Regions from separate parts of the Homo sapiens genome. Here all the other regions are linked to region 1. The links are chromatin contacts, found by Hi-C or POLR2A ChIA-PET in ENCODE. All regions are on one chromosome and are shown on one strand. Each heading gives the region's core, a stretch centred on a gene start or an enhancer-like site at or near the end of the contact. The rest is flanking DNA. Distances are from core to core; before and after follow the strand shown. Region 1 holds the start of PWP1 (PWP1 homolog, endonuclein). Region 2 holds the start of UBE3B (ubiquitin protein ligase E3B). Region 3 holds the start of USP30 (ubiquitin specific peptidase 30). Region 4 holds the start of SSH1 (slingshot protein phosphatase 1). Region 5 overlaps CORO1C (coronin 1C).

Region 1 (3,910 bases), core at 1-2,500:
ATACTATATGTGCACATGTCGACTCCATAAAGGCAGGGTCTTTTTCTATTTTTTTTTTTTTTTTTTTTTTTTTTTTTTTGAGACGGAGTCTCACTCTGTTGCCCGCCCAGGCTGGAGTGCAGCTGTGCGATCTCGGCTCACTGCAAGCTCCGCCTCCCGGGTTCACGCCATTCTCCTGCCTCAGCCTCCCGAGTAGCTGGGACTACAGGCATCCACCACCACACCCGGCTAATTTTTTGTATTTTTAGTAGAGACGGGGTTTCACCGTGTTAGCCAGGATGCTCTCGATCTCCTGACCTCGTGATCCGCCCGCCTTGGCCTCCCAAAGTGCTGGGATTACAGGCGTGAGCCACCGCGCCCGGCGGGACTTTTTCTATTTTGTTCATGCCTATCCCAGGACCCTGAACAATGCCTGGCCTACAGAAAGCACTTAGTATCCAATGAGGAAATTACTTAAGTAATCGTCACCTCTGCTACAGTCTCAGTCTCCAACTCTTGTAGGTTTTTCATGTGTTAGACATTTACCTCTCATCCTCCCTGCTACCATCAACATCTCACTTGGATTACTGCAAGAAATTCCCTATTCATCTCCCAGCCTCACGACATCTTAGCCTCCACACCAGTTTTTCTACACCACATTCATCCTCACTCCTTCAGACACGGAGCACAAGAGTGGAAAGTGGAGTTTTCATGCTCTCTTCCCAGTTATGCTTGAAAATGCACTTGGGTGCTAGTGAAGCTAGTGGTGTTGTCAAAAAGCCTTTTGGGGTATTACCCACCAAAAACAGCAGCCCACCCCTTTCCGGCCCGCTAAGTCCATGTGCGTGCGAATTTGGGAGTGGGGTTGGGCTTGAGGGTGGGAACAGTGAGAAGGCGCGGCCCTTGACTCTCCAGGCTCAGGCGAACCAGACCTTCTGAACTGCAGCTCTAGTCGCGACAATCCGGGCAAAGCCGCCCTCACCCCAGCCAGTCGCACCAGCCAACGCCCCGAGTTCCGGGTCCACGTTCCCCCAGCTGGGCGGACCCCCAGTGCCGTAAAGACGCTGCTCCCCTTGTCTCCCAGCGACCAGGCCTCACCTTGTCTGGTGTCTCTTTGGCCACGCCGCAGCGGACCCAGGCCACGCACGTCACCTGGCGGCTGCGGTTCATGGTCCTCAAGTCAAGGGCGTGTCACGCTAGAAACCAGGCTGCATAGGGAGGGACCACGACCGCACTGCTGCCACACGCTCAGGGATCTGCACAGGGCCGCTGCCAGGGCAGAGCGCATGCGCAGGCTCCTGTTTGGGCAGCGTCGGCGCTCATTTCAGACGTCATTCTGAGGCGCCGAATGAGAAATAGGAGGGGACAAAATGGAAGCGGAAGCAGCCGGGCGAGGAATCCACGTGGGCTGGTCTGGGCTGTGTGAAGTATAGAGAAAAGGCTTTTCAGGACTGCATGTGACGATGCCTGCGGGCTTTGTAAAGGCCAAGAAAATATTTGGGACTGTAGGGGTCAGTCAGAAGCAAAGTTTCACCAATCTTTATTTTGCTTGCAGTTCCGTAGACTTCAAGCTGACAAATGGCAGAGGTTTGTGGTTTGCGTTTTTTAAAAAGCTTTCTCCAAAATGAATTTGTCGTTTCACGGAGATCCCACCATTACATCTCATTACATCCCTAAATGTTACTTTCTCACCTTAAAACATTTAGCACCAAAAAAAAAAGTGAGAAAAAAACATTTAGCACCAATTATATACTAACTATGCAGTAGTGATTTAGTCTTGGCAAACACAAAGGGCTTACTTATGTTGAAGGCGCTGTTTTGAGTGCCGTATCACGTGATTACTTACCCCTTTGTGGGAGGTCTTATTTCCGTTTTACACCTGGGAAAACAGCGATCCTTCCAAAGGTCACACTGCTAGTAAGCGGTGCAGCTGGGATATGAACCCGGGCAGTGTGACTCCCTTGTATCTATGTCATGCTTCTCAGCTAAGATCAGTCATCTGTTAGAACTCGTGAGTGGCTGGACGTTTGTAGAATGGAAAATCTCAAACTAGCATCCCAGAAAAATCTGGGTTTTGATCTCTTGGCTGTGTGGCCCTGTCCTGGTCATTTACCCTCAATGCATCTACCTCTGAGAGAGGCAAGCAAAAGAAACAGGAAGGTGGCTGCTATGGGGAAACAGTGGCAAGGATAAACTGGCAGTACACATGGTCTTTCCCAGTGGCATTGTCAAACGGGGGGTGTCCACCTGTGGGCTCTATTCGGGGACCTTTTTGCAACACATTTATCTTTCTATACAGTATTTTACTTGGTTCTCACAACACTTTGTTTTAAAGATGAAGCTAGAGTCCCCAGTAGTCAAATACTTTCCTACTCAGATCACACACAGAGGAGCTGATACAACTATGAGTTCTGTCACCAACTCTACTCAGCCTAATGCGCTTGGCAATCTCCCTGCCTGAGGAGAGATCCTCCCAGAAGTAAATTGCTCATTGTTTGTGTAGGCAGATTATTTGTCCATTAAGACTTCTCCCCCTGCTCTGTTTCTGTAAGATGATTCTTCTGTGGTTTCTTTGCTTTTAACCCATTTTAGAAAGACCATATGGCAGATAATATTTTTCAAGGATGGCTGCAACAATAGAGTCCTTCACACATGTTTGTCTGCAACGTGATCTTGATATTCCTCCATCAAAGCACCCCCCCCCGCCCCCACCAACTTGAATCTGGGTAGTTGTAGGTCTGCTTTGGCCAATAAAGTATGACAGAAATGATGTTTCCAAGGTTAAGTCATAAATAGGATGCAGGTTTTGCTTCCCCACCACCACACCCACTTCTCCACTTCCACACCCCCCACCCACTCCCCCACTGCCCACCAGTAGAACACTAATGTTTGGAGCCCTGAGCCACCATATAAAGTTTGGCTACTGTGGTAGTCTGTTCTCACACTGCTAATAAAGACATACCCAAGACATGATAATTTATAAAGAAAAAGAGGTTTAATGGACTCACAGTTTCAGTTGGCTGGGGAAGCCTCACAATCACTGCAGAAGGCAAAAGAGAAGAAAGGCATGTCTTACATGGCAGCAGGCAAGAAGAGAGCATGTGCAGGGGAACTCCCCTTTATAAAACTATCAGATCTCAGCTGGGTGCAGTGGCTCATGCCTGTAATCCCAGCACTTTGGGAGGCCGAGGCAGTTGGATTACAAGGTCAGGAGTTCTAGACAAGCCTGGCCAACGTAGTGAAACCCCGTCTCTACTAAAAATATAAAACTTAGCCGGGCATGGTGGTGCATACCTGTAGTCTCAGCTACTTGGGAGGCTGAGGCAGGAGAATCACCTGAACCCAGGAGGCGGAGGTTGCAGTAAGCCGAAATCGCACTGCTGCACTCCAGCCCGGGCAACAGATCAAGACTCTGTCTCAAAAAATAAAAATAAATAAAAATAAATTAATTAATTAATAAAACCATCAGATCTCATGAGACTTATTATCATGAGAAAAGCACAGGAAAACGCCGCCCGTATGATTCAATTACCTCTCACTGGGTCCCTCCTATAACACATGGGGATTATGACAATTCAAGGTGAGATTTGGGTAAGGACACAGATCCCAAACCATATCAGCTACCCTGAGTCCACTATGCTGTTAGGAAACCAAACCACATGGAGAGACCACATGTGGTACTCCAGTAGACAGTTGTAGTTTTTGAGTTAACCCAGACCTGTAAATGAAAGTGCCTTTAGGTGAATCCAGCTCCCAGACATTGATTCACTCCCAGCGTTTGAGCTTGCTCAGCTGAGACCCAGCCATCATGGAACAGAGACAAGACATCCCCACTGTGCCCTGCCCAAATTTCTGACCCCCAGAATTTGTGAGCTTAGTAAAAGATTGTTTCTAACCACTAACTTTAAAAGAAAAAATCCTTCCATAATTT
Region 2 (3,910 bases), core at 718-3,217, 1.8 Mb before region 1:
TAAGTACTTATTTTGCTAAATGCCATGGAGAACCAAAGAAAAGGCTGTGCGCAGCAGAAAAAGTCTTGCATCAGAGAAAGCGGGCCTTGGTTCTTTTTAGTACTCCTTCTATCCGACATTTGGCCAAGTTACTTATCCTCTCTAGGCCTCAGTTTCCTTATGTGTAAATCGAGGGTAATAATAGTGTCTATGTCCTAGGGTTGCTGAAAGGATTAAATGCAACATTTATCCTTCTTGTACCTCAATTTAGTCATCACAACATTGTGATTAGGATTAAATGGGAAAATATTAATATAGGATATCTAAAAGCATGTAGCATGTAAGTGAGCTTTATTGTATTGTCCTTAAGAAGCTTGCAATCTAGTTAGGGAAACAAGAATCATATAGGTAGAAAGATTAGAAAATAAGAGGTTGGTGATAACCAAGATCATTTAAAAAAGTAAATGAGTGCCCATTATGTGTCAAGTCCTTTATAAGTGATCTCATCTAATAAGGAGAGGAGTCCTATGAGAAGATCATTCATGATCTCATCTACTCCAGTCTAGACCATTAGTATGTGGCAGAGTCAAGGCTGTAATAACTAAGAGGCAGGATTCAGACTCTTGTCTTACCTCTATATTTCCAAAGCTGAAGCATCATAAATACCAACTGCTGACTAAGCCAAGAGGATTGTCCCTGTGCAGTAGGAAAAGCTGGGCCACCAGGTTTAATGACCACCACCACTTGTTCTGGGCAGACGGTGTATCAGACACTGCACAGATTATTTAACCAACTTGTCTTTTCAACAGCTCTATCAGTTCTCGATAATCTTTGTTTTTTTGAGACGGAGTCTCACTTTGTTGCCCAGGCTGGAGTGCAGCGGCGCGAACTCTGCTCACTGCAACCTCCGCCTCCCAGGTTCAAGTGATTCTCCTGCTTCAGCCTCCCAAGTCGCTGGGATTAAAGGCGCCCGCCACCACGCCCGGCTAATTTTTGTATTTTTAGTAGAGATGCGGTTTCACCATGTTGGCCACGCTGGTCTTGAACTTCTGACCTCAGGTGATCCGCCCGCCTCGGCCTCCCAAAGTGCTAGGATTACAGGCGTGAGCCACCGTGGCCAGCCTCAATAATCTAATTTTTATTTAAAGAATAGGAAACACGACTTAAAGAGACTATTCATATTAACAGCTACTATTTATTGAAAGCTACAGCCTATCTAAGGTGGATGCTTTTGAATCTGAATCCATGTATATCCAAAACAGTTATTTATCACTAAGTAAAACAAACAAGATCCAGGGCTCCCCCGTTCACAGAATGGCCAAGCAAAGAGAAGTTGAGAGTGCAAGATTGCCTGTGGGGGCTAAGCTGGAGTTAAATTACGATCAAGTTTTTCTTTATTCAGAACTAGGTGTCAGGCACGGTACTAAAACGTATTCACACCCTCTGTGAAACCTGCTAATTACTCCATTTACACAGAAGGAAACTGAGGCTCAGAGAGGTGAGGGAACTCACCCAAGGTCACACAGCGAGCGAACAGTATTCGAACTCCAGTTTAGGTGAGTCCTGGGGCCCAGAGTCTTTCCTCGGCATCAACAACCACAGGAACAAATCACCCAGCATTAGTCCGTTTATAAAGGCCTACCGTCCCCAAAGTGAAAAGAGGTGGAAAGGGCCGCGGAAAGAGCCCCTGGAGCACACACGCCAGATCCCAGCACTTGTTCCTCCGACCTGGCCAGGCAGGGACTGTGCCCTAGAGCCAACTCCCTCAAAGTCCCCAGCCCCACCACTCGGAGGACTGACGACCCAGTTCTCCCGCAGGCCGGACCGCAGGCCCTACCGGCCTACCCGCAGGCCGACCTTTATTCGCCGGAGGTCCCCGCACTTGGGGTCGGGGCCGCAGCTGCCACTGTCTCAGCCCAAAACACCCGAGTTCTGCCAGACCCGGGGCAGCAGCCGACGCACTACCGCCATCTTGCCCCGCGGTGTTCGCTTTCAGAACCCCGCCAGGAAGCAAGCATCCAGTTCCGGAAAATGACAGTTCCGCAGAGCTTCTTCGCCCGGGAAGGAAAACTTCCCCACACCTTGCCTCCCCTCTGGCAGCTGAAATAGCGGAGGTGGGATAAATGCCCTCCCCAGCCGAGAAAAGCTGGAACCCACTCCGGCCGGGGAGGCTGGAAAGAAAACTGGCCCCTAGGCGCACAACGGACGGCTTAAGACGTTGCCCTCTGCGGGGCGGAAGTGGGGTGCGGACAGCGGAAGTTATCGCTCCGGCCCCGCCTCCGCCCCCGGCTGGCGTGAGCTGGGTGTTTCCTGCCTCTCTCAGTCCGGGTTTGGAGACTCCTGCGTCCTCCGACTTTTCATGGTAGGGAGGGCGGTGCCCATGGACTAGGGGTTGAGGGCGGCCGAGGGAGCTGGGCAGCAGCAGAGTATAAGAAGGGACCGAGAGGAGGGGGTGTGATGAGGGGCAGTCACGATAGTGGAGAGGCATTTGGGGGATTGGTTAGGGGAAAGGCCCGGGGTGGGGGAAGGGCTTTGGGTGGAGAATTAGGGGCGGGGGTGGTGGTAGGGAGGCTCCCTGGCGGTTAGGAATCCGGGAAGCACATTTGGGCTTGCGGAGTAGATACGTGTGTGCGTGAGGAAGGGGTGTCTCCAAGTGAGTCCTGAGTGCTGGTTGGAGATGGGAGTTGGTGATTGCGAGGAGAACAAAGAGATATCAATTGAAAACGGACATTTGGGGGTGGAAAATGAGGATTTGGAGGATTATGAAGGAGAATGAATGGGCAGGTTATGAGAAGGTGAGGTAGGATTCCTTGGGGCGGAGCGTTTGGCGTTTTGGAGGTTGTGGCTGGAGTCGCTGAGTTTCCAGGAAGTGGGGAAGGGGCTCCCAGGTGCGTCTGAACACACGGCCCAGTGAGGGAAAGAAATCGAGAGAGCCCAGCAGGCTGATGTGCGTTCAGTGCTTGGAATCCTGGGGAGAGATGCCAGGGGCCTGAGGTTAGGATACCTGCGCCACGGAGTTCAGTGCCTCAGCTGGCGCCTGGGTACCTATCTGTAACTTCCATTGAGGCCAGAGGTGACCACGCCTAAGGAGCGGAGGATGTTTCAAGATCTGTCTCTCAGCTGTGGGGTTTGTCTGCTTGGGATCCTCAAGGGTCTGTTCCCTGAGTAGCTCATTGTCCCTGGGTAGAGATGACCAAAGATTGGCCCAGATCTTCTTTCTACTTGCTTGCTTGTTTGTCACGTCCCTGGAAAGTGCAGTCTTAAGGGAAAATCAGTCCCAGTGACGCTGCTGAAGAAAAGTCAGTTATCCTGTAGCTGACGTTGACTAGTCCGCTCCATTTTGTGCAAAATAAGGACCAGCGGATGGGAAGAAGGCAGCATAAACCAGTGGTTCTCAAACTCTGGTCCCACCAGCAGCAACACCTGGTAACTTATTCAAAATGGCTGAAATTTCAAGCCCTGTCAGAGACTACTGAATCAGACATTCTTGGGGTGGAGCCCATCTATCGGTTTTAACAAGCCCTGCAAGGGATTAGACTAATGATTTCTTGATTTGGACTGTGTAATGAAAGGGGCAAAGGAGTTGGGAGTCAGAGGGCTCTTATAGGTGTGATTCCTAGTTTTCTCCCCAAAAAAGTGGGGTTGATGATAAACATCTTTCTCACTAGAACATTGAGAGAAATAGACCAAGAGTTTGTGTATTAAACACAGGGAGAGAATGTCATTTGATGGAAGTTGCAATTGGCGGTAGCTGTCTTATAAGCAAATTTTGGATGTAAAATGCTGCAATTATGTGACTTAGTTTAGTTGAAATGTAACAGCAGACTTTTCTGAGTTGTAGAAATGCCCTCAGTTTGGGAAGGTTTTATACAAGCCTCAATACAGTGTTTCTTAAACTTCTTTGCTGTAGGAATCCCCTGAGGTGATGCTT
Region 3 (3,910 bases), core at 674-3,173, 1.4 Mb before region 1:
CCCAGGCTGGAGTGCAGTGGTGCCATCTCAGCTCAACACAATCTTCACCTTCCGGGCTCAGGTGATCCTCCTGCCTCAGCCTCCCAAGTAGCTGGGACCACAGCTGCACACCACATGCCCAGGTAATTTTTAAATTTTTTTGTAGAGACAGGGTCTCACTACATTGCCCAGGCTGGTCTCGAACTCCTGAGCTCAAGAAATCCACCTGCCTCAGCCTTCCAAAGAGCTGGGATTACAGGTGTGAGCCACCATGCCCAGCTGGTGAAAGGTATTCTTGAAGTTTCTTAATACATCACTGTGCTTTTACACGATACGTGAGTTCACAAAAGTGCCTGGAAAGATTATAAAGGACTGTCATGGAAGTGCTAAGGTGCTTTACCAGTGCTTTAAAATCCCCTAATCAAACACTAATATTTAAGGGTACATACTCTCTGCCAGGCCCTGTGACAATCTTACCTCATTTTTAAAACAACCCCACAGATGCAGGTTCTACTATCACTTTCATTTTTATAGCAGAAGAAACTAAGAGCCCAACTTGGTCACAGTGAGTGAAGGAACATGGCTCTGAATCATGCCTGTCTGTCTCCCCAGGTCTGTGCTTAAAACCACGAAGTTCAAGATGGAAACTGAAGGGAAGAGTGTCAAGGGGATGGGAGAGAGGACTTGTCCATGACTTTGGCAGCATAAGGAAAAAATACCCAGGGACAAGTGGCGACTTTGGAAACTCCATTCCTCTGCAAAATGACATCACGAGGAGAGTGGTGGGGCCTGCGGATGAAAAGATCTGGCTTCTCCTCCCAACTCTGCTATGAGGTCAGCTATGGGGCCACACTTCCTATCTACGGAATGGGGGCACTGGACAGGATAAGTATCGAGGACTTTCAGCCCTGGGATAATAAGCTCTTTAAACCTGCTCCAGTTCCAGAGGAAGCCGACCTGAGCAACAGGTCTCAGTCATTTGGGGTCAGCAGTGGGGGAGGGGGTACTCAGTTCTGAAGCCTGGAGCCCTTGGGAGGGTGAATAAGAGGGAAATGGGGGCCCTGACAGGATTGGGGACCCAGGCAATCGAGGAGTCCTAACAAGAACGGAGGGCTTTAACAGGACCAAGCAACCTTAACAGGTTAAAGGGGCCCTGACCAATTTAGAGACCCTTGCAAAACAAGGGCCTTTACTCACACTAACAACATCAGGGACCCAGACAGAAGTGGCGATCCATATTAGACTAGAGGGCGGGCTAACAGGAATAGGGGGCGGTACTAACAAAACGCGGGGCTCGCAGGCCCGGGGCACTTATAGGACTAGAAGAACCGTGCCAAGGTTGGGGAACCCTGGCAGTCCAGAAACTGATATGATTGGGGGACCCAGAAGGACTGGGGGTATACTAGAAGGATTGAGGGGTCTTGGCAGGCCTAGGAGGCACTGAAAGGACTGAGGGCACTGACAGAATTAGGGGCCTTGACAAGACTGGAGTGCCCCGGGTGTCCTGGGAACAATGACAGGAGGGGGAGGGACTGACAGACCTGGGGAGTGCAGACAGAATTGGTGTTGCCGAAGGACTGGAGCCCGTCAGTCCTCCCACCTACGGGCCCAGGCCTCCAACCCTAAAGGACGCAGAACCTTCCAGAATGCCCGCGCGGGCCCTGGAGACCCCAACTAGGGCATGAAAAAGCCGTCACGGGCCCAAGCTGGGGACCCTGGTCCCGGCCTCTTCGGCAGCCCCGCCCCCCAAAATCTCACCTGACGGCCGCCCCGGTCCGCAGGAAGCGCTGGATGGCCCTGTCGGCCGCGGTCATCGCCGCCTCGGCCCGGGAGCTCAGCATTGCAGCCGCACCGGAGGCCTGAAACCGTCTCCTCCGCTACCGCCGCCGCCGCCGCCGGACCGAGGGATACGACGGTTCCCGAGACAGCGGAACCTGCGGCCGCAGTCCCAGCACCTCGGGGGAACGTAGACCGCAGGACAGCTCCCAGGGGGACCGGAAGTAGCTGCCCCCGGAGAGCAATAGCTGACGGACCACGTCCTTTCTTTCTTTTCCCTTAGCAACAGGCCCCGGCGTCGGTTGCTACGCTGGGCTCAGTTGCCTGGGGCTGCTTGGTTTTCAGATTTGCTTAGGCTCCATTCATAAATACAGATGGCACACTTCTAGGATGGACCCTGGGTCATGATTTGAATTTTTCGATGTGGGGAAGGGAGGCCAACAGCCGAAAGTCGGGTCAGGCCTCTGCTATAATTAGTTATTATTGTGGCCAGAGTGGAAATAGGTCGCAGAGGAAGGAACTTTAATGAGCATGAGGCCCATCTCTGACGATATCAGTAGAGAAATCAACGTCTTTAATAGCCAACAAACTTATTGTTTACTTGGGTGCCAGGTATAGAGCTAAGTATGTTACATTCATTATTTACATTTAATATTCACACCAACTCTAACATTACCCACATTTTACATCCCAGGGAACCCAGGAAATTTGAAGAAATAGTAAGTTTTTTGACGCAGCTTGTAAGTGGTGAAACAGAGATTGGCAGTTCGGTCTGTCTGTCTCCAGAATGGCACTCTCCAACAGAAATATACAGGAGCCACATAGGTAATTTTACATTTTCCAGTAGCCACATTAAAGTGAAAAGCAGGAGGTAGGCCAGACGCCGTGGCTCACGCCTGTAATCCCAGCACTTTGGGAGAACGAGGCTGGTGGATCACCTGAGGTCAAGAGTTCGAGACCAGCTTGGCCAACATGGTGAAACCCCATCTCTACTAAAAATACAAAAATTAGCCGGGCGTGGTGGCAGGCTCCTGTAATTCCAGCTACTCAGGAGGCTGAGGCAGGAGAATTGCTTGAACCGTGGTGGTGGAGGTTGCACTGAGCCAAGATCATGCCACTGCATTCCAGCCTGGGTGACAGAACCAGACTCCATCTCAAAAAAAAAAAAAAAGAGGTCAGGTGCGATGGCTCATACTTGTAATCCCAGCACTTTGGGAGGCCGGGGGGTGGGGGTGGGGGGCACGGATTGCTTGAGGTCAGGAGTTCGAGACCAGCATGGCCAATATGGTGAAACCCCGTCTCTACTAAAAAATACAAAAATCAGCCAGGTGTGGTGGCGCGTGCCTGTAATCCCAGCTACTCGGGAGGCTGAGGCGGGAGAATCGCTAGAACCTGGGAGGCGGAGGCTGCAGTGAGCTGAGATCACACCACTGCACTCCAGCCTGGGCAACAGAGAGAGATTCAGCATCAAAAAAAAAAAAAAAAAAAAAAAAAGCAAGAGGTAAAATTAATTTTAACCATATTTTTTCCTTGACCCAATATGTTCAAAATATTGGGGCAGGTGCAGTGGCTTATGCCTATAATCCCAGCACTTTGGGAGGCCAGGTGAGAGGATGGCTTCAGGCCCAGAGTCCAAGGCCACCTGGGCAACATAGCAAGAACCCATGGCTACCGAAAAACAAAGAAAAGAAAAACAAAATATGTCATTTCTATGTGAAAATTATTGATGAGATAATTTACATTCTTTTTTTTTTGAGATGGAGTCTTGCTCTGCCGCCCAGGCTGCAGTGCAATGGCACGATCTCGCCTCTCAGGTTCAAGCGATTATCCTGCCTCAGCCTCCTGAGTAGCTGGGATTACAGGTGCACACCACCACGCCCGGCTAATTTTTTTGTATTTTTAGTAGAGACGGGGTTTCACCATGTTGGTCAGGCTGCTTGAACTCCTGACCTCGTGATCCATCCGCCTCGGGCTCCCAAAGTGTTGGGATTACAGGTGTGAGCCACCGCGCCCGGCCCATTATTTTTTTGTTTTTTGGTACTAAGTACCTCTCAGTTTGGAGTACCCACTTTTCATGTGCTCAATAGCCCCAAGTGGCCAGCAGCTACCGTATTGGACAGCACAGTTTATAAAGCATTAGAGCCAGCAAGATTTT
Region 4 (3,910 bases), core at 917-3,416, 1.2 Mb before region 1:
CTCCTGCCTCAGCCTCCTGAGTAGCTGAGATTATAGGTGCCCGCCACCATGCCTGGCTAATTTTTTGTATTTTTAGGAGAGACAGGGTTTCAACATAGTCACCTTTCTGAAAATTCAGTAAAAAATACCAGGCTAGCCATGGTGGCTTCTGTCTGTAATCCCAGCACTTTGGAAGGCGGAAGCAGGAGGATTGCCTGGGCAACATAGTTAAACTTTTTTTTTAAAGGAGCTGGGTGTGGTGGTGTGTACCCGTTGTACTCAGGAGACTGAAGCAGGAGGATGATTTGAGCCTGGGAGATGGAGGCTGCAGTGAGCTATGATTGTGACATTGCACTTCAGCCTGGGTGACGGGAGTGAGACCCTGTTTCAGAAAAAAAGTGAGAGAAAGAGAGGAAGGAAGGAAGGAAGGCAGGAAGGAAGGAAGGAAGGAAGGAAGGAAGGAAGGAAGACTAGTGTTGATGCATGAAATGGAGTTAGGTTCTGGCTTCAAATTACTATAAATGGGTTTTTCACCCAGGAAACATTTTGTGGGAATGGAGCAATTCTTGTTGGGGAGACTGTCCAGTGCATTGGAAGACATTTAGCATCCAAGGCTCTTGCACTCTAAATGCCAGGAGCTCTCCCCCTCCATCAGCAAGACAACCACAAACATTCCCACAAATCCCCTCTTAGAAACGCTCCGTAGAAGCTACAGTGCCCCCCACTAGAATCACCTTTGAGATGAATCGTGCTGAGACCCTGTGAATAACATGGAGGAGGTCACAGCCCCAGGACAGAGGGAGGGACGGGGAAGAATCCAGGAGGCTGCGTGGGTTTCCTGTTGGGCAGTAAGACAAATTTGCTAAGCTGCGGGGCAGGCTGGGACCACTGCGTTTGCGAGTGCTTGTGCAACATGCAGAGGTTGGGGGTGGGAGCCGGGAGATGAGATTTTGGCTAAAAGAAAAGTTTCCTACTACTAAGTCAAGCCAGAATTGCCTTCTTGGTATCTTATTCCATGTTCCCCTCTCCATCCCCATAACTGGTCACCTCTCCCCGGGACAACAGCAGCAGCCTCCTCCCTGGTCTCCCTCAGCCCTCTGCCCCGTGGTCCCTCATCCACGCAGCAGCCGGAGCGATCTTTCCAGAGAGGATGGAGACTCCAGCCATTCCTCCCCTCTTCCCTTCCCTGAGTGCTGGCCTCCGGTTGACAAACTTCTTCCTGCTTCAGGGCACGCTGATCCCCCCTGCTTGGAGAGCTGTCTCTCTGTTCTTTCACCTGTTAATCCTGCTTATGCTCAAGCCCAAGCCTCAGAATAAAGCTCTTCTGGGAAGCCTTCCCTGACCTCCAAGGAGTTGGCTGGGTTTCAGAACACCCAGAAAGAATTCATTGAAAAAGATTAGCAAAATACTTTTTTAAAAACGTGCCTAATAACTTGATTAACCTCTGCAAAATCAGGCGAATCTATTTTGCTTACTGTTTTTGTTTTTTGTTTTTTGTTTTTTTGAGACCGAGTCTCGCTCTGTCGCCCAGGCTGGAGTGCAGTGGCGCGATCTCAGCTCATTGCAACCTCCGCCTCCCAGATTCAAGCGATTCTCTTGCCTCAGCCTCCCGAGTAGCTGGGACTACAGGCGCGCACCACTGCGCCCAGCTAATTTTTGTCTTTTTAGTAGAGACGGGGTTTCACCATGTTGGCCAGGATGGTCTCGATCTCTTGACCTCGTAATCCGCCCGCCTCAGCCTCCCAAAGTGCTGGGATTACAGGCGTGAGCCACCGCGCCCGGCCCCAGGACGTCTTTTATTTCCTGGTCGCTGTACAGTCCTGTCTGCACGGTCGCCGGGCCTCAGTTTCCCCAGGCAGAGCAGCGGGCAGGGCCCCTGGGGCGTACGGGCTCCGGGCGGCGCGCGCGCCCCCGAGTCCCAGGCCTGATAGCGGGGCGCGCGGGCGGGGGCGCGTGTGTCGGGCGCGCGAGGGACGTGATCGACCAGCCGAGGCCTCGGGCAGCCCTCAGGGCCCCCGCGCACGCGCGCCTCCTCGTCCCGCCCTGCCCGCTTCCCCGCCCACTCCGCGCACTGAGGCCTGCGCGCGCCGGCGCGGGAGGCGGGAGCTGGGGGCGGGGGCGGTGGCGACGCCGAGGGGGAGGGGCGGGCCCGGCCCGGCTCGGCCCGGCCGCCCGCGCGCGGCTCCAGGAGGCCCCGGGCCCGGCCCGGGCGGCGGTGGCGGTGGCGGCTCTAGCTCGAGACGTCTGTGGCGCCCTCGCACCGCGCCGCAGCCATGGCCCTGGTGACCCTGCAGCGCTCGCCCACGCCCAGCGCCGCCTCCTCCTCGGCCAGCAACAGCGAGGTGAGCCCCGGGCTCGCCGCGCCCGGCCTGGGCCGCCGGACGCCGCGCCGAGGCCGCCGGAGCTGGGGCCGCGCGTGCGGGGCAGGGGGGCGGCTGCGCGGGCTCCTCGGGGCCCCGCCGTAGGAACAGAGCCGGGCAGCCGGACCGGGGTGACCGTGCGAGGACTGTGTGCGATGTGACCCTGTCTTGGGGAGCTGTGCGGGGACTTTGTGTGCGGTGTGACCCCTATCGGGGGGCGACTTTGCAGGGACTGTGTATGCAGTGCGACCCCTCTGGGAGTGTCTGCAGGATACTGTGTGTGCGCTGTGACCCACATCAGGGGGTTACCCCCATCTTGGGGTGACCCCTGTTAGGCGGAGACTGTGTGCGTTGTGACCCCTAAGGGTGACTGTGCAGAGACTGTGTGTGCAGATGTGACCTCGTGATTGTGTGGGGACTGTGATTTCAGGTGTGACCCCCATCTTGGGTTGACCTCTGTCTGGGGAGGACTGTGCGTCTGTCGGGACTCCCATTTGTGAGTGACTCTGCAGTGTGACCAGGGTCCAGGGGTGACTGGATGTGCAACTGGGACCCTTGATTGGGTGACTGCGTGAGCCGCTGGTTCTGAGACCTGTGGCCGGGGTAGTTCTAGGCCCTTTGCCTGTATGCCTGGCTGTGCGATGTGAGATGTGACTGTTGCTGACCTGCCGTCCGGGGACTGTGCCAGCGTGAGACAGGCATCTGGGAGTGCCCCTACAAACGTGTGAGATTGTTTCCCCGCCTGCCGCCTCTGGAGTTCTGTCTGTAGGCGTGCCCGTGTCACTGTGTGACGGTGACCGAGCGTGCTGTGGGCTCTGTGTGGCTGTGTTTCACGTCTGTGCGTGCAGCCTTAGTCTGGCTTTTCCTTTCTGTAACATCACTCAGGCCTGTGTGTTTATGTGCATCTATCTTTCTGTGTGGCTGTGACCCATTCTGGGTGATTGCATAGGTGCATTCCTGGGTTGCGTGTCCTGGCACTGTGCGCGTTTTTGTGGGTCTGTGTGTGGCCCAGGTCCGTTTGCCTGGCCACTTTTTCCTCTGGGGTTGATTGAGGGCACTGTTGCCCTCTTAGCCTGCAGGGTTGGCCTGGCTTGTCCTAGGCTGGGGCCTTGGGCCTCTGAGCAGGTCAGCCCTCTGTAGCTGCAGGGATGACCCTCTGGTCGCGCAATCTTGCCCACCATCTCTTGAAGAACCCGTCAAGGCCTCTGGTCTAAACTCTTACCTATAACAAGGCTGAGTGTCCGCCTGCAGACCCTTAGCTGTGTTTAGAGAAGACTGGAGGAGCGGCCCTGCGGTCCCAGGCCCAGGAAGTTCCGCAGCCAGCATCTGGGCTCTTCAGCCCCTTTCTTTGTGGGAGGGAGTGGGGGAAGTTGACTGATAACACGGGGGAGGTTTGTGTGTCTGAGAGAGACAAGAGAATAATGTTTGCATTTGGCTTGACAGCCCTGTCTCCTGGTAGGGTAGTTCTTCAGCCTTGTTTTGCTGGGATTGGCAGGGACATTTTCAGAGTGGCTGGGAAGTTGAACCTTCACAGCCCCCTCCTTGGAGAGGAGAGGCCATTCATGAGTTAT
Region 5 (3,910 bases), core at 567-3,066, 1.0 Mb before region 1:
TCATTCCTCTGTTCTACAGTTGTAGAAATTGAAACCAAATTGAGTGGTTGTCCAAGACCGTGAGGTTGTTTGTGAATTAGAACTTAGGTTGCTGAGTCCTTATTTGATTTGTACATGTATATTTTTATTAATTTTTTTTCTACTGAGTGTGAACGAATTTTTCTTTAGGGGGGAGGATATAGAATCTGTGGTTTAGCCGGGCGCGGTGGCTCAAGCTTGTAATTCCAGCGCTTTGGGAGGCCGAGGCAGGTGGATCACCTGAGGTCAGCAGTTTGAGACCAGCCTGGCCAACATGGTGAAACCCTGTCTCTACTAAAAATACAAAAATTAGCTGGGCATGGTGGCACACGCCTGTTATCGCAGCTAATCGGGAGGCTGAGACAGGAGAATGGCTTGAACACAGGAGGCAGAGGTTGCAGTGAGCTGAGATAGCACCATTGCACTCCAGCCTGGGCGACAGAGCAAGACTCTGTCTCAAAAAAAAAAAAAAAAAAAAAGCTGTGGTCTAATGGACACTGAATCCTTTGCATTCTTTCTCTGGGATTAGAGAGTTTAATAACAAAAACAGTAACTTGACAGGGCTTTCATTCTGTCAGCTCAGAGAATTGTCTTAGGTTTGGAAAGTACTTGGTCTATACCATGCCTTGTGAGGACACAGTGACAGTGATGAAATCGCAGCAGTTCACATTTGTTGAGGGCTTCCTTTAAGTGCCAGGCGCCGTGCTGATAAGTGCCTTCTTTCATGGGCTACTTGAGAGGGAATGGCAGTCTCCTGACAGTGCTTTTCTGTGTGATCCACAGTCTTTGCCAGCACCTGCTGGATTTGCATTGGCTGCATGTCTGCCTTACTGTGCATTGCTGACAGGCAATTTCCATTTCTACACATTGTGGTACTCTGTTTTAGACAACAGTGGCAGTGCCGGTAGCCCTTTGTACAGATGTGGACATTTGGCACTTGGTAGCTTTGGTGTTAGGGGCAGAGGATTTTGTTCAGAGCCAGCCAGTGTCCTGACATGTCGTGGGATGCCCATTCACTGCCTCCTGAAATAGATTGTCTGATGCCTGGAGCACCTTCAACTGCCAAGTGTATGGGCCGTGAAAAGCTGGGGGACAGGACTGGGAGGGGTGGAGGATGCAGGGGGAGGGCACCAGGTGCAGAACAATGACTTCCAAATTATGTCACGAGCTGCCAGCCACACGAGCACGGCCTGGCCTCATTACCACATGAAGTGCCACAGAAGGGCCTTTTCATTTTCTCCTAGTGACTGTGTTATCCACAGTTTTGCTGGGAGGGGTGGGGTGGGCACCCTGCTCACCCCCAGTTAACAATGGAGCACAAAGTCCTGGCAGAAGGAACTTCCCAATGTACCCCGGGGCTATTTTTGATGACAGTGAGTGGCTGTGACTCACTGAATGTGTGCCCTGGCAGATGATGGTTTCCACCCCACCCCCTCCCCTGGAGATGAGCAGGCAGCCTTTGTGCGTTTCCTTGGCCAGCTTCTCCTGCTGCTGCAGTTCACTGATATGTCCACAGCAGCCGGCCCGCAGGCCTGACAGGGCTCTGACAGTGGTTTTTACCATATATGGCCATCAGAGCGCTGTGGCTGTCAGCCGGCCAGGATAATTTCCTTCCTTTGCTTTGATTGGCTGCACGGGTGGCTCAGAGAATGGTGGGATCTGGGAGTGTGTGGTGAAGAGAAGCCACTGAGTCAAGTGCAAAGAACGTTTAACTCTTTACTGGGTTTGTGGAGCGTGCCAGTCTGTGCTAAGCAGGCTGACAATTGCTGCCAGCAGAAGCCCTCAGTGTGTAAACATGGTAACCCCAGTCTGGGAAAGCTGCTGTATCTCCGGTAAAGAAAGGTATCTGAACACACATTACTCTGAAATAAACTCAAGGTGTCATGAACACATTTCTGGAGTCACGGTTTTGCCCAGAAGCCACCTTATAACCACATGTAGCAAATCATCTGCTCCTGCCAAGTTGAATATCTTCGCCCATTAGGGGTGGGACCTGAGTTGAGTCTGGGGAAGAATGAGCTGAGAGGGCATGTGATGGGACACATGTCTGCTTTCTTGGAGGAACGGTGACTTGGGTTTCATTTCTGGCTGACTGAATTGAGTCTATACTGCAGTCCTCTTGCTTGTGTGGAACTGACTCAGCCATGGAGCCCAAGGCATTAGCCCCTCCCACCCCCCAAAAAAAGTTGTAATATTTTTCTATTTATCATCTCCACCATCCAAGGAGGGTGGATTTTCATTCTGAGACCTGTGGATTAAACCAATGCAGAGCTGCAATGGGAAGGGTTAGCCCTGGAGCTCTTCAGCGTTCACAGAGGGTTTCAGTAGATCAATCTCCAATGTCATTTGCTTACTACGAGGGCTTAGACAACCAGTTTCTCTATTTTCTGATTTGATATTGAATGCTTTAATTTTCCATATTGCATTTACATCTGTAGTTCTTCTGCTTTTCAGCTTTTGCTTTCTAGCTCAATTTTATTTTAACTAGATTCTACCTCATCTTGGGTTCCAAGTTTTTATTTGTTCTCAGCCCAGAAGCATCATATGGAATTACTTGTCTGCAATAATGAGCAGAAAGCATTAGGTTTTCACTTTATAAATTCTTTAAGTCAGGAAGTTAGGAAATACAGCTACTCTGGTTGCTATCGCATATTTGGGCAAGGTTGAGTAAGGAAATGTTAACTTTTCCGTGTTTTTGCTTTCTGATAATAAAATGTTTGTAGTTTTACAATAACTTCCCTCAAGTTCTTAATTGATTTTAAAATATGGTCTATTCAGTATTAAACCCAGTTTTTAGAGAGGATCTGTGATGCAAAAATTATTTGCTTGGCATTTTCACTTCTGTCCAAAAAGACTGCTGTTTTTTACTCACAGGCAGGTGAAGTCTCTGTAGGCCCATACTCCCTCTCCCCAGCAGCTTTTGTTTCTAGCTTACCTTACCTTACAGGGTAACTCAATCTGTAGGGTTTATTCCAGAGCACCTCCTTTTACCTCAAGGATGGTATTTCTGGTTCCCTTAAAGTAAAGCCTCCTCAGAATGTTTTATTCCTGGGCCATGAGCTGTCACTCTCAGGGACCAGCCTGTGCACAAGTCATATATTGTGTGCACCCGTCTTTTTGGTCTGCTGCTGAGTCTCTGTTTTCCATGCCGCTGTCCCCTTGTCCCATGACCACAATCACTCTAGCTCCTCCCCGTGGAGCAGCAGGGGCTTAAGAAATTCAAACAAAACATGTATCCACATAAATAATACTGTCATAAGAAAAAGGAAGTTGAAAAAAATGGAAAACCCACTTCAATAGATACGCTTTTGACTCCTTTGAACTCTGCACAGTGTGAATGGAGCCCTTATGCTTGGGCTGAAAACTTTTCCTCTACTTCTGAGCACATGTGTGACTTAACATTCTCCTTGCTGAGTTGAAGAATTCTCAGTATGTATCACCCAAAGCCAAAAATAAGTTATGATTGAAATTTGGGCACATAAAGTGATTTTGATACTCATTTTTTCCTAAAATGAAAACTTAGATGAATATTAGGTAGGGGTTTGAACAATGTGGAAATCTTTTAACTGTTCTTTGAGTCAGGTCATGTAAAGTATCTTTGTTTGCCTTCCCCAGGATGGGGTGGGGGCTCTTAGGCCCTTACATCTTCGGGTGGTGTAACCAGTCTGGATAATAGGCATAGAGGACTGCAGATCAGGAGATGGAAAAGTACTGGAAGTGAGACAGCTGCCTGAGTTGGATTAGATAAGGGAAACCGTGTAGAAAGCAGTCTGAATCCAGCACCCTAGGAAGGTGTGGGTTTATATGATACACTCCAGAATGCAAACTTGAAAGAAATTGTGTGTGGGATACCTTGAGCTTCTTAAAGGGGAATATTTGATTTGACTTATCA

The links. A loop is a pair of places that touch in the nucleus more often than their neighbours do. ChIA-PET counts read pairs that join two places held with the same protein, here RNA polymerase II (POLR2A). Pooled maps may share reads with other maps.
Region 2: a map of CD4-positive, alpha-beta T cell shows a loop between it and region 1 (9-fold over the local background). The contact joins the promoter of UBE3B here to the promoter of PWP1 in region 1. A Hi-C loop is called at or near these places in 1 of 168 maps with a recorded cell type or tissue (CD4-positive, alpha-beta T cell) and 11 of 50 pooled maps. POLR2A ChIA-PET finds 5 or more read pairs at or near these places in 1 of 52 experiments (naive thymus-derived CD4-positive, alpha-beta T cell).
Region 3: a map of CD8-positive, alpha-beta T cell shows a loop between it and region 1 (33-fold over the local background). The contact joins the promoter of USP30 here to the promoter of PWP1 in region 1. A Hi-C loop is called at or near these places in 6 of 168 maps with a recorded cell type or tissue (CD4-positive, alpha-beta T cell, CD4-positive, alpha-beta memory T cell, CD8-positive, alpha-beta T cell and 1 more) and 13 of 50 pooled maps.
Region 4: a map of CD8-positive, alpha-beta T cell shows a loop between it and region 1 (3-fold over the local background). The contact joins the promoter of SSH1 here to the promoter of PWP1 in region 1. A Hi-C loop is called at or near these places in 2 of 168 maps with a recorded cell type or tissue (CD4-positive, alpha-beta memory T cell and CD8-positive, alpha-beta T cell) and 9 of 50 pooled maps.
Region 5: a pooled map shows a loop between it and region 1 (6-fold over the local background). The contact joins the enhancer-like site here to the promoter of PWP1 in region 1. A Hi-C loop is called at or near these places in 3 of 50 pooled maps. POLR2A ChIA-PET finds 5 or more read pairs at or near these places in 2 of 52 experiments (Panc1 and T-cell).

The regions. Positions count from the first base shown.
Region 1 is chr12:107,683,139-107,687,048 of GRCh38, reverse strand. It overlaps PWP1 (PWP1 homolog, endonuclein), which reads right to left and starts at 1,250. Exons shown (of 15, transcript NM_007062.3): 1 at 1,078-1,250. The coding sequence starts at 1,149. RefSeq lists enhancers at 912-961, 1,182-1,441 and a silencer at 3,871-3,910.
Region 2 is chr12:109,475,691-109,479,600 of GRCh38, reverse strand. UBE3B (ubiquitin protein ligase E3B) reads right to left here and starts at 1,967. Exons shown (of 28, transcript NM_130466.4): 1 at 1,492-1,967. KCTD10 (potassium channel tetramerization domain containing 10) reads left to right here and starts at 2,301. Exons shown (of 7, transcript NM_031954.5): 1 at 2,301-2,341. The coding sequence starts at 2,339. RefSeq lists enhancers at 2,055-2,144, 2,653-3,388.
Region 3 is chr12:109,050,589-109,054,498 of GRCh38, reverse strand. USP30 (ubiquitin specific peptidase 30) reads right to left here and starts at 1,923. Exons shown (of 13, transcript NM_032663.5): 1 at 1,738-1,923. The coding sequence starts at 1,820. It overlaps USP30-AS1 (USP30 antisense RNA 1), which reads left to right and starts at 534. Exons shown (of 2, transcript NR_038996.1): 1 at 534-813; 2 at 1,761-2,458. RefSeq lists enhancers at 527-896, 1,230-1,729.
Region 4 is chr12:108,855,839-108,859,748 of GRCh38, reverse strand. SSH1 (slingshot protein phosphatase 1) reads left to right here and starts at 2,166. Exons shown (of 15, transcript NM_018984.4): 1 at 2,166-2,321. The coding sequence starts at 2,253. RefSeq lists a silencer at 1,697-2,436 and enhancers at 2,867-2,916, 2,969-3,470.
Region 5 is chr12:108,689,382-108,693,291 of GRCh38, reverse strand. All of the region lies in intron 2 of CORO1C (coronin 1C), which reads left to right. Among named protein-coding and RNA genes, the nearest start is that of CORO1C, 40 kb to the left of the region's middle. RefSeq lists enhancers at 456-1,137, 1,365-1,659, 1,138-1,819, 1,610-1,889. Within about 2 kb of position 1,816, at least 41 of the 41 ENCODE cell types and tissues checked have a DNase peak (open chromatin) inside an H3K27ac peak, as active enhancers do; they include Panc1, where a contact is called at or near this core.